Linked DNA regions of Homo sapiens: region 1 is linked to region 2. The links are chromatin contacts, found by Hi-C or POLR2A ChIA-PET in ENCODE. All regions are on one chromosome and are shown on one strand. Each heading gives the region's core, a stretch centred on a gene start or an enhancer-like site at or near the end of the contact. The rest is flanking DNA. Distances are from core to core; before and after follow the strand shown.

The links. Hi-C counts contacts between places; a loop is a spot of excess contacts on that map. ChIA-PET counts read pairs that join two places held with the same protein, here RNA polymerase II (POLR2A). Pooled maps may share reads with other maps.
Region 1: a map with no recorded cell type shows a loop between it and region 2 (14-fold over the local background). The contact joins the promoter of BCOR here to the enhancer-like site in region 2. A Hi-C loop is called at or near these places in 2 of 37 single-sample maps with no recorded cell type and 2 of 50 pooled maps. POLR2A ChIA-PET finds 5 or more read pairs at or near these places in 3 of 52 experiments (HEK293, OCI-LY7 and WTC11).

Annotation. Positions count from the first base shown.
Region 1 is chrX:40,096,687-40,103,258 of GRCh38, reverse strand. BCOR (BCL6 corepressor) reads left to right here and starts at 5,301. Exons shown (of 15, transcript NM_001123385.2): 1 at 5,301-6,044. LOC107985687 (translation initiation factor IF-2-like) reads left to right here. Exons shown (of 1, transcript NR_171574.1): 1 at 1-1,523. RefSeq lists enhancers at 130-720, 2,391-2,911 and silencers at 3,998-4,107, 4,808-4,977, 5,108-5,227, 5,248-5,477, 5,538-5,587 and 1 more.
Region 2 is chrX:38,879,023-38,884,918 of GRCh38, reverse strand. The region is part of intron 1 of LOC124905177 (a long non-coding RNA gene); the gene reads right to left. Among named protein-coding and RNA genes, the nearest start is that of MID1IP1-AS1, 78 kb to the right of the region's middle. RefSeq lists an enhancer at 5,075-5,124. Within about 2 kb of position 1,523, at least 4 of the 41 ENCODE cell types and tissues checked have a DNase peak (open chromatin) inside an H3K27ac peak, as active enhancers do; they include OCI-LY7, where a contact is called at or near this core.

The DNA.
Region 1 (6,572 bases), core at 4,052-6,551, 1.2 Mb before region 2:
CTGGATCTCCTCCCTCTCAGTCGTTTGTCTGTGTCACCGACAGGCCGCTAATGGCCGGGCTTCCAGGCGCTGTGCATTATGCATTAGCCTCCTCCCTCCGCCGCACACAGAAGGTTCTGTCAGGCCGCACCACACAAACCACCCTGAGCCCCCCCACCCCACCCCCCGCACTCAGGGCCGGGGGCTGCGCGGCTGCTAACGCGCTGGGAACGCAGGTATGGAGAGGAGGATGAGCACCGAGAGCAGAGTGGTTCGGAAGGTGGAATGGGAGCGGGTGAAATGTGCCGAAGATTACACCGTTTGGAATGCCCAGTCCGTTGTGAGCCCCAAAGCTTTGCTCCTGGCTGCGACCTTCTCGAGGCAACCATCCCGCGCCACTCACCTCTGTGACCGACTTTGTTGGGGGCGGGAGGGCAGAGGTATTTAGAGACAGATCAGCACCGCTTTCCCTTCTGCTGGTCCGTACCCACCTTCCTGCTGCAGGCGAGGGGCTGGCAGAGCCTTCTCTACCCCTCCAGTTCGGGAGTGGTACCGCGAAGGGGTTCGGGGTGGTGCGTCTTCGCAGGGACCCGGTGGGAGTGGAGGAGGGAAGCTGGATACAAAATGGCTGGGGCCGGAGGCCGGCACACTGGGTCCGAAGGCGAGTAGTTGGTGGTTCCCCGCCCCCTCTCCCGGCGGTTCCCACTCACTGCCCCCAGCCGGGTAAAATATGCGCAGAAGGCGCCTTGCTAAATAAGCAGCCGAGGCGGGACGTGGCGTCCGGGTTTATCTGCAGGAGCACCCGGCCCAGCGCGGCGGCGTCGAGGGCTCTTAAGCCCTTGCCGAGCGCAAGAGGCGGCCAGCCTCCCAGAAGCCTCCTGTATTATGCCCATTTGGTCGACACCCAACCACCCTGCGGGCCCCCGTAGTGTAGATGCCAGTTCACCCACACGTGCCTGTGTTCGGGGAGCTCAGGGCCTGACCCAAATCGAGCCCAGACCAGAAATTCCAAGATGGTTGCTAGGAACCACGGAGAGGCTGCCCTTAGGGCCTTCCTTCCCCAAACACCCAATAACCCTCCAAAGGCTAGGAAGAAGAAAGAACAGTCATGTTCAGCCTGGCGACCCTTAAGTCCAGCAGTCTTCTGCCCTGGGAGGCAGCTACCTTTAGATGTTTCCAGATGAGTGAAATCCTGGGAGGAGGATGCGCCTCCTGTTTGTTACCTCGTTTGAGTTTCAGAGGGGAAGCCAGCTGTGCCTTGTGCTTGGAGGATGGGGCAGCGGATGTTTTTTAAAGTGCCATTGGATAAGCCCAGAGTTCTTGTACAAAGTGACCAGAAGACTATAAGTGTGGGTGTGTTTTTAAAGAAAGGCTACCTCACATTATGTAAAAATACATTATCTGTACTCATCCGAGTCCCACCTGTTCCAGTACCAAGTGTCATCGCCCTGAGAACAGCCTCCGAGGAGGACCATCGGAAGCCTACACATACGTTATAAGCTTTATGATGTGGATCCTAGTATACGTTATAAATAAATCTTGCACACAAGGTTAGAAGGCCAGGGTCCCCCCAAACACAGGATGCCTGGCCTTTCCCCTAGGCCAGGGTGGAGCTGGAGGTGTGTGGGAGAGGCCCTAGCGGGTCTTGCAGAGTCAACCTGCCTTGAGAAGGGCAGCCAGGCTCAAGGCCTGCTCCTAGAAGGGCCAGCTCGATTGCCCAGTTGCAGGGCCTGGTTAGCCTGAGGTCGAGTGGTTTGTTATAATCAGGAGACACTTCCATGGGAAGGGAGATTGGTGGCGGAGGGGCAGCCCCCGCTGCTCCATCCGCAGCACCTCTCATTTCGGCACCTATTTCTTTATTTCTCCGTGGGCTGCACGGCCTCCCCTCCCATGCACTCCTTTGCTCACTCTCTCCTCCTCCTCTGTTTTCATTGAAATCCTCCCCTTGCTGAGTGCTGGGTATAGCAGCCTGACCCCCGGGTCAGCTCCCGAAGGGCTTGTGGGAGGGCAGGAGAGGAGGGGGCAGGAGAAGGGCCAAACCGCCGGCACCCATTGCAGGCCCCGCGGCATCCCCAGCTCCCTGAGCCCCTTCTTAAGTGAGGACACAAGATGGGATTGCCCTTCGACAGCTTTCTGCTTGTTTTCCCCAGAACAATTGGAACTAACCGGGCCAATAGGTGTAATCTCCCCTCCCCCCCTCTGCCTTATAGCGCCTCGGGAAAATCCCACATTTTAATTCCCAGTGAGTCACGAATCCCCCCCACCACTCATGCCTCTTAGGACTCCCTTAATAAGATATTTTTGAAATCCCACGGAGTTGAAAAATGTATCCCTAGGAGATGGAGGAGAAACCCTTTAATCCTACCAGCCTACCGTGGAGGCAAGATCCCTAGAAAAGGTGGGGGAGGATGTTGCAAATTACGTCAAAGGCGAATTTACTGGCCTGTTTGTCTCCAGCATCAAATTTCTCCCCCAGTCAGCCCTCCCCTCGGCCCCTTCGCATTTACAGCACCCCCACCACCCCTGTTCATTTTAACTCTAGGACTTTTTTTTTTCTTTTTCTTTTCTTTTTTTTTTTTTGAGACGGAGTTTCGCTCTTGTTGCCCAGGCTGGAGTGCAACGGCGCGATCTCGGCTCACCGCAACCTCCGCCTCCCGGGTTCAAGCGATTCTCCTGGCTCAGCCTCCCGAATTCTAGGACTTTTAAAGTTAGACAAACAGGCCTCTTTGTCAGCAGCCCCGGGAGGCCGTAAGACTCTGAGAGGCTGCAGGCCCCGAGCTCGGTTCCTGGATTTTCTAAAAGTTCTGGACGTTTACATGCGACTTCGAACTCCGAGAAAAGCCTGTGCCTGGGGGCAGAGTTGGGGAGACGAGGGGAGGGGATAGAAGGTGGCTGGGCGCCGGGCCAGGGCCTCTGCGGTTCGGCCTAACCGAGCCGGAAGAGCCTGGCACGGCTCCACACTGGCCCAGGCCAGTTCTCCCGTCCAGCCTGCAGCAGCAGAGCGGCCTCCTCGCCTGGAACCACGTTCAGAGTTTCCCCACAAATACCCAGCTTCAGCCTTCCCGGTTATTTTTGACTTGTTTTGAATAAAAGGAGTCGCTTCAAAAAGAAATGTTGCCACAACACACAACCAGAGGCCTTTTCTCCAGCTGTGTCTGTAACTCGCATGCGTTCAATCTAATAACTTTTAATGTCTGGTCCTAAAATGTCTTTATAAAAAATAGTTTTACAGCATAATAGTCCAGGTGTCTTTCTGCTTGTTACCGGAGATTAAAAAAATGTGTGGGTTGGCTTGCAGAGATATCCACCCCCAGAAAGACCAGGAAGAAAAAAGCGTGCATTCCATTCTGCAGGCGCTGGTCCTGGAAGCGTTCGCGGCCCAGCCTGGCTGGGCACTGCTCGCGGGGGCACTTGCTCGCCTGTCTTTTGCATCAGTTGTTATAAGCAGCTCTGGAGCATGAAGATTTAATTCTGCCGAAGTTTCGGGTTTCAAACGGTAGAGATGTTTCACTTCTGCTTTGAGAAGGGCTGTTTTTATAACTATGTGCTGAGAACTAAAACAGAATGAATAAAATCGCACCTAATACCAGTCCCACAGTCAGTAGTGAGTCTAATTTTTAAAAGGGAAAATATCTGCTAGCTAGAGCTGATTTTGGCCTTGACCTTGACTTAGTAATCAACTTGAGATGCTTTTGATTATTTTTGGCATGGGGACACTCCAGGATATTTTAAAAACTTTCCGTGTGGATTTACAAGCCACCTCCATTTCAGATTTATGTTTCATGGAGCCTGCACCATCTTGTCCTTAGGCAGAAAGAGACACCCCACCCCCTTCCCAGTATAAAAAGACCCTAGTGGGCAGCCGAATGGGGTCACCATTGGCCGCGAAGTCCGGGCCCGCAGTCTGGGCGCGGTTAGTCCGGAATACCCCCTCCCCCACTCCTACCCCTTCCCGCCAGCTTCACCAACTAGGGCTTCTCGGCTCGCCCTTGAGGCTTTGCGCTCCGGGGAGGCCGGAACCTCGCTTCTCCGCTTCCCCCTCCCTCCCGCCTGCCCCCGCCCTCCCCCCGCGCCCAGAGCCGCGCCGGGTGCGCTGGAGAAGCTCAATACGTGTCAATTGAATTGAACTGCTGCGGGCGCAGGCTGTACGCCGCCGCCAAGCACCGATCAGCACGACGTTACCGAGTGGAAATTTATGGGGCGAACGGTGTAAGCCAAAAGTTGCTCCCTGTCAAGGAAAATAAAACGCGGGAGATAATCTCCCAACGCCGGGGCGAGGGGCCTGGGCAGCCCCTCCAACCATCAGAGGTACAGACCGTGAAAATGCTCGAGAACCGGGAGAAATACAGGCGGATCTCCGCTCGCCGACCGCCCCCCACACGCCTCCCGGTGCCTCCACGGGCTGCTCCCCCCTTCCCCCACCTCCAAACAATTCCCACACAATTGAAACGTCCGGGGAACTCGGGCGCGGAGTTCAGGCGGAACGGCCACCGTTGCCTGGGGTGGTGTTTTCAGGTAGCTTTTAACACCGAAATGGGAAAGGGCTCCTCTGGGAGGAAGGGGCAAACTGGGGTGGGGGTGAGCACGGGAGCACACAGGCCACGCTCCGCTGGGTCTCGGAGGGGACGAGGCCGGGAGAGCGCAGCGCTGGTGGCAAGAGGCGGCGGCAGCGGCTGCTGCCGCTGGGGTTTGACAGCTTTGGCTGAGCGGAGTGCGAGGCGCTTTATGGTAATTGCGGTCCTCCACTGGCCTTCTGGGTAGCGAGGGGAGTCTCGGCGCGCGGCTGGGAGAGCCGCCCCCGCCGCCCCCATCCCTTCGGCTCTGGCTCTGCCGGCAGCCCTCGCCGCCGCCGCCGCCCAAGTCGGTCTCCGGCTCGCCCAGGACGTGCGCCCGGGTCGGGCGTGCGCAGCCAACTCGGCCCGAGCTGGGGAGGGGAGGCCGGGGGACGAGGAGGGGGGGCGCCACCCAAGTGGTCCGGGGTTCGGATCCAGAGAGGCCAAAACGTGCCGGGCCGTGCATCGATGACGGCCGGGGAAACTCGGGCAAACCTTTCCTGGGGAATCACCCCTCCCGAAACCCCGCCGCGGAGGCGCCGCAGCGGAGGGTGAGCGGAGACTGGCGGAGCTCAAACTTGCGAGAGCTGGAGGCGGCGGCGGGCGGGCGGCTGTCGCCCGAGCGCTGCGCCTGCGGGGGGAGGGGAGGCGGCTGTTGGGAGGGAGGGAGGTAGGGCGGGCGGGAGGGAGGACGGGCGGAGGGAGGGGGAGGAGGAAGAGGAGGGAACCAGGGAGGGGGGACGCGTTGGGATCGCGGCGTGCGGCGGCAGACGGAGCCTGGGCTCCCAGCGGCAAGGTGAGGCAGAGCTGCGCTCCTCGCTGAACGCGGGCCGAGCTCGGCGGCTGCGGGGGAGACGCGCAGGAGCCCAGACCGCGACCGAGAGCGGGAGCTAGGCGGGCGGCGGCGGCGGAGGGGGAGCCCGCGAGCCGCCGGGCGGAGAGCCCAAGCCGCGCTGTCGCCGCGCAGGGACGACTTGGCCAACACTCACACACACTCACACACACCCAGCCCGAGCGGGCGCTCGCGGCGAACCGTCAACATGGCGCTGGGGCTCCTGCCCGAGCGCGGGCGGCGGCGGCAGCGCGGGAGCTGCTGAGCTCGGCCAAGCCCAGTCCAGCTGCGGGAGCCCGGAGGATCGCACGGGGCTGTCGCCACCTGCCCGGAGGCCCCGAGCCCGCCCCGCCCCGCCCCCACCCGGCCCAGAGCCCACCCCTCGGCGGGGCCGACCCCGAGGGCAGCCGGCTGCCAGCAGACGGCGAGGGAGTCGAGTGAGCGCGGCGCCGCGAGCGGGCTGCGGGCAGCCGGGGACCGCAAACTTTGCTGCTCGCCGCGCTTCTCCGGCCCGGCTCCTTCTCCGCTCGTTAACGTCGCCAACCCCCCCCACCCCTCATATCTCTCTCCACCCACCCAACCGCCCCCCGCTCCTTCTCGCCGCCTCGAGTCCGCTTGGGGGAAAACTTCAAAGAGCCGGATCGCAGGCTCCCTGCCTACTCCCCCACCGGGGATTTCAGGTCAGTGCCCGGAACACCTTTCCCCCGGGAGACCGCGGACGGGTGGGCGGGCGGGCGCGCTGAGGGCTGCAGTCGGCCCCCTCTCCCGGGGCCCCCTCCCGCAGCGTACCCCGCGAAGCTTTTGCCTCGCGCTTCCCTTTGGCTGCTTGGCTCGCTTTCGTTTTTATTTCATAGCTATGTTATTTAAAATGCAGCCAACCTAAGCGGCCCCGCGTGGGCACCAGGGAGGGAGGGGGCGCGGCTGGGGGCCTGGCGCCTCCCGGTGGGCCAGGAGGAGAGCAGGGAGTTCGCAGAGTGGAAGTTTGCAGCCTGTGTGTGTCTGTGCGCGGGAGCGCGGTCGCCGCTGAGCGCCGCGAGTCGGGCGGAGGGGGGGGAGGTGGGCTGGAAGCTGGGAAGCTGGGTTCGGCGTTAGCTCGCGAGCAGGAAGGGGAGGGCAGCGGGTTGCCGTCTGCTTTCTTTTTCGACTCGGGAAAGAACTGTAAAAACCCCCAGCCGCCGCCACCGCCGCCTCGTCTCGCCTCTCCGGGG
Region 2 (5,896 bases), core at 274-2,773:
TGTAGTTCTAGCTACTTAGGAGAATGAGGTGGGAGGATTGCTTGAGCCCAGGAGATGGAGGCTGCAGTGAGCCAAGATCATGCATTCCAGCTTGGGTGACAGAGTGAAACCCTATCTCAAGAAAAAAGATAGACATTTGATTAAATGGGTCACAGTCTACCAGGAAGATAAAACAATCTTATATGTATGTAATAATGTAGCCTTAAACTATAAAGCAAAAATTGACTGAAATAAAGAGGAAACAGACAAATTCACAATCATGGTGAGGAATTGTAAGGCAACTCCCTTACATTTGAAAATACAAGCCCAACAGAAAGCCTTTGGACCACCTTTCCCAAATTCACATCTTTCTGGTTAGCAGGAAGTTATGGAAAAAGAATTCCAAGGAATGCAAAATGTAGGTATATGTACTTCATTCTGAGACCTGGATTATTGTTACAATTTCTGCCTTGTTAGTTATTTCCCTCCACAACTGTTAGAGAAAGAAAAAAACAACAGGCACGAAATTGAAACAATAAGGAAGATTTGAAACATACAAATAACAAACTTGATTTAATTGATATATTTTGTGCATATGTTTAATATTGCATACTATATATTATATATATATATATATCAAGTGTACATGAAACATTTACCAAAATTATATATAGCTGGGCCATAAAGCACATCGAATAAATTTTGAACAATTGAGATCACTTAGAGTATGTTCCCTGACCACAGCTAGAATAAATTAAAAAGCAATTTAAGGATATATAACTGGAAAATCCTCAAATATTTGGAACTTAAGTATTATACTTCTAAATAACTCCCAGGTAAAAAAAAAAATCCCAATAAAGGTTAGAAAAAAACTTTGAACTGAGTGGTAATAAAAATATAGCATAGCAAAACTTGTGGGGTGCAGTTAAAGCTATGCTTACAGGGAAATTTATAGCTTTGAATTCATAAATTAGGAAATAAAGCTAAAAGTTAGTGATCTCATTATTCATTCCAAGAAGAAAAATACAACACATTACATTCAGAGAAAGCAAAAGGAAGGAAACAATAAAGATAAGCCAAAGAACATAAACGGACAATAGAGATACTCAAGAAGTGAAAAGTTGGTTCTAACAGACACTGGGGCCTATCAGAGGAAGGAGGGTGGGAGGAGGGGGAGGATCAGGAAATATAACTATTGGTACACTAGGCTTAATATCTGGGTGACAAAATAATCTGTACAACAAAACCCACAAGGTAAACACAAGTTTACCTATATAACAAACCTGCACACGTACCCCTGAACTTAAAAGTTAAAAAAAAAAAAAGTTGGTTCTTCAAAAAGACTTATGAGCAAGACTGCTGAGAGTTATCCCTCACTTGAGGCAAAACCACGACTTAAACCTAGGCCTTGACCAAGCACTCCTCAAGCATCCGCTGTCCCAGGAAGCCCTTAGCAGGTTTGTGGGAAGTATGACTGTACCCTGGTTTGGAAAGCTTGCAGGAACGCCAGTTGGGGAGTGCCATAGAGGGCCAGGGTGGGGTTGGGAGTGTGACTCAGTGCCCAATCATAGTACAGGAGATGAGGAGTCACTGGACTCATTCTCTGGAAGCTTCAACAATCAACCAGGGATGGAGTCTCAAACTGCCAGAATCTCTTTTACCAAAAATGAACAATTTCACTGGACTACAGCTTGAGTTTTTTTAGTTCTCTTCTCTCAAAGTAACTATAGTATCACACGGTTATGAACTAAATCTTTATATGGCAATACAGTGACTTATGTTTGCATATCAGCTACCCTGTGTAACAGAAGTAGTCCCCTGCCACCATTTCCCATCAGGGTTTACTCAGTAACAGGCCACCTGGCTGAGGGCTGTGATATTTCACTAGCCTCCTTCCTGAGTTGGAAAAACTCAGGCAGTATTAGTTTCAGATCTCTGAAAAGCTTCAACTTGAGCTAATGCTTCCTTGATTTCCATCCTGCAAAGGAATCCAAGTGGCTTTCTCAAAAAGGAAGGAAACTAACATTTATTGAGTGCCTACTATGTGCCAGAGATTTTAAATTAATTAATCCATTTAATTTTCACAACTCTTCTGAGCTATTTTCATTTTTCAGAGAAGAAAACCAAAGGACAAAATGTTTAAATATCCTCACCATGTTCATAGAGCTTTAACTGGCAGTTTTATTTTTCTTTTATCCCAAAGCTCACTTTCTTGAGAGATGATAAATTGAAATAAGAAAATAAATCTTGCGGTCAGAAAGATCTTGATTCCACTTCTGAGTCTGCCACTTAAACCATTGTAACCCTGGGCAAGTTAGCTGACCTCTATTGAACAATAATACTAACACAGTTGTCCCTTGGTATATGTGGAGGATTGGTTTCAGAACCTCCCATGGATACCAAAATCTATATACAATTGCTTAGTGTTTGCATATAACCTACGCATATCCTCCTGCATACTTTAAGTCATCTCTAGATTACTTATAATACCTAATACAGTGTAAATGTTATCTCAGTATGTTGACCAGGCTGGTCTCAAACTACTGGCCTCAAATAATCCTCCCACCTCAGTTTCCCAAAGCAATTGATACACTGTATTGGTTTTTAAAATTTGTATTATTTTTACATTTGTATTGTTATTTTAAAAAATATTTTCTATCCAAGTTTGGTTGAATCCGCAGATATGGAACTATGGATGTGGACGGTTGATTGTACATATATCCTGAGACCGTTGAGAGAATTAAATAAGATAATGAGGACAAGTGCTAAGTACAGTGCACAACACACACAATATGGTTACTACTCCTACTCCTGCTATCACTATCATTACTGTTGCTCTTGCTGCTGCTGTGCTACTGTATTACATTACCTATCTGGCCTATGCTGCCTCCATTTAGCTCAAATCCTGAACTGTTGACTGCGCTAGCTTCATGCAATGCTATTTAAAGGGCCAAATCCACCAGCCATAAAAAGAAATGAGGAAGTTATGGCTGATAGTGAAGCACAGGCCTCAGGAGTCAGGTCCCATGGGTTTTGTTTTGACCACTGAGTCACGTAGTGACCAACAATCACACGAACATTGGCCAGCTCTCCTGTTGTTCATCAAGGTTAAAGACATAAACAAGCCCTCCTGCTTTGCACATGAAAATTCACCGCTTGCTTGAAAACCTCCTTGGGGAAAAGGTTTAGAAAACACAATTAACAATTTTTCTTGATGGAATCATTTTCTTCTTCCATCAGGGTTTTCTTTTAAATTCTAACCTACCCAGGTGATCTTCAGGTATATCTGAGCAGAGCAGCCCAGGGAGGATAGAAGAAAGGGATGATGCCCTTGATGCAGAATGCAAAAATGTTACTACAGATATTCATCGCTTAAGGGTGGGAATACACTCTAAGAAATGCACATTAGGCGATTTTGTCATTGTGTGAACATCATAGAGTTTACATACACAAACCTAGATGGTATAGCCTACTCCATCATATCACTCCATTATAATTTTATGGGACCACCATTGTATATGCAATCTGTCATCGACTGAAATGTCATGATGTGGCACATGGCTATACCTGAAGAATCAAAAATGAGTCTGTCCAGTTGGTATGTCCTGGAGGTGTTCAGATGTTTGTCAAACGAATGTGTGAATGAACTGGCAGGCATCTGTGCAGTCATTCATTGCATGCAAAGCACTGGAGTCCAAAAATTAATTTTTTAACCTTTTTGGTTTTGGCCTTCTGATGAACCCACAAAGTTTCATGTGTGTCAGAAGTAGCAGTCCCTATGCTAAAAATCTTCCCAACTTCTCTCCTGGTAGTAGTAAGCAATATGCTAGAGCTCCCAGTTCCTACTGGATTTGGCCCTTTATAATACTTATCACAATTACAATTATTTGTTTTGTGGCTAATTTCCTTGATAGGTCCAGCATGGAGCACAGAAACTGACACATAGAGGATAGTTACTGAATACCAGCTGAATGAATGAATGAGCAAACTACTTACTATCTAACAAACCAATGCTTGAAAATGGTACATGTTGCAGATTTCAGCTTAGTGCCACTGTACATTCTAGTTTCCTTTCCCAGATTTTACCTCCCAGGTAGGCTGATGTGCACCTCTCCCACTTTGTTGAATTGAAATTAAGAAATGTGTATGTTAGTGTGAGTCTGGCTTTTTCATGTAGTACTTTAAAACTCCCAGCCCCACTAGTGCTGGGGTGTTCACCGGCTCTCCCAGCATTCCCTAGGTGCAGAGACAGGGAAGTAAGTGGCTTCCTATTTGTCTACAGAGTGACTCAGCTTGCTTTAATGTTGCCTTGTTCAGTGCAAGTGGAGAGCTGGATACTGAGAGAGTCACGGCCAGCAGAAATACCTTCTAGAAATCAAACATGCATCTAGCAGAGCTCACTGGCTTCATCTCCCAAAGAGAGGGGCAGATTATATAAATGCTGATTAAGTCATGAGCTCTTGGTGTGGTGACATTTCACTGCCAAGCAAACAGACTAAGGAGCCAGTGAGCCTCCAATAAATGACGATGTATTTTGTACATTTCTTTTCACTTCCCTCATAGGAATAGAGATGGTCAGAAGGCAGAGAAAAACTTAGATTAAAAGTAGTGGTCTAGAAAGGTAAGTATCCCAAGAAGCAGGGCTAAGGGAGGGGCCGCTTGAGTGGAAGGAACATGATGACAAGGGGAGCCTTAATGCTTTAAGCTTATACGGAGGCAACTGCTGTTGGAGGAGCAGGTACATTCACGAGCTCATCACTCATCTGCAGGTACAGACTTCTCGGGCTCGTGAGCACATGTGGACATTCCTGCTCCTGAAAAAGAATGCCCAGGAAGCTATGTGCCTTACCTCTGAAAGACTTGCTTTATCATTGGCCTTACAGTTCTTCTGATGTCACTACAATAAAAACCTGGCTATGAAAAATAAACAGTGTTGTTGCCCCGCCCAGATCCCCTTTTTGGCAGGTGCACCCAGCTTCCAGCTGCTGTGAGCTGTTGACTGCTAAGAGCTTACAGCTGCAGCCTTCTCTGGAGGATTGTCCTCAACTAACAGGAACTGAGTCCCCAGTCCAAAGTGCCCCAGCCCCAGCATCTCATAGCCAATGACTGACTGACATAACAGTATAAAAAGTCAACCCCCTTGCTTCATGGTAAGATAACTCTGGTGTCATTTATGCCCCAAGAACCACCCTGGAATCAGGTTAAAGCTGGGCTCCAGCTCAACCACATCCTTAGCTCCTCCCTATGCCCTGTCCTGCTTCCTGCCTTCCCCCTCCTGAGAATACTCTTTCAACTGAACTTGAACAAAACAGTTTATTCTTCTGACTTTTGATGGGCATTTGGGTAGTTTCCAGTTTCTTTTACAGTTATAGCTAATGCTGCTTTAAACATTTCTTTCCGTGTGCCTATGTACCCATTTTTGTTGGGTATATTCCTAGGAATGAAATTGCTAGGTCATAGATTTGTATATATCCCACTTTAATGAATGCTGCCAAACAGTTCTTCAAAGTGGGTGCACCAATTCACACTTCTATTAGTTTCAGCGTAGGTATATGTACCCAATGTATGACTCTGTGGCATCACAGGAACTGCTTCTAGGGTTCAAGACTTAAGATAGGCATTACAGCTAACACTCACATAGTACTTACCACATGACAGGCATTCTTCCAAGAGCTACACATGTATTAATCCATTTAGTCCTCACAAATCTACCTCTATGACATAGATGTTACTATTCTCTCTGCTTGGCAGCTGAGGCAACTGAAGCAGAGATTTCAAGTAATTTGCCTAAAGTCACATGGTAAGTGATGGAGCCACGATTTGAATCCAGGCAGTCCCACCCTTAACTATAATTCTTACTGATTCTCATAACTCTCTTTTAATACCTGCTTATGTTCTTTTTCAGAAGGGAAGTTTA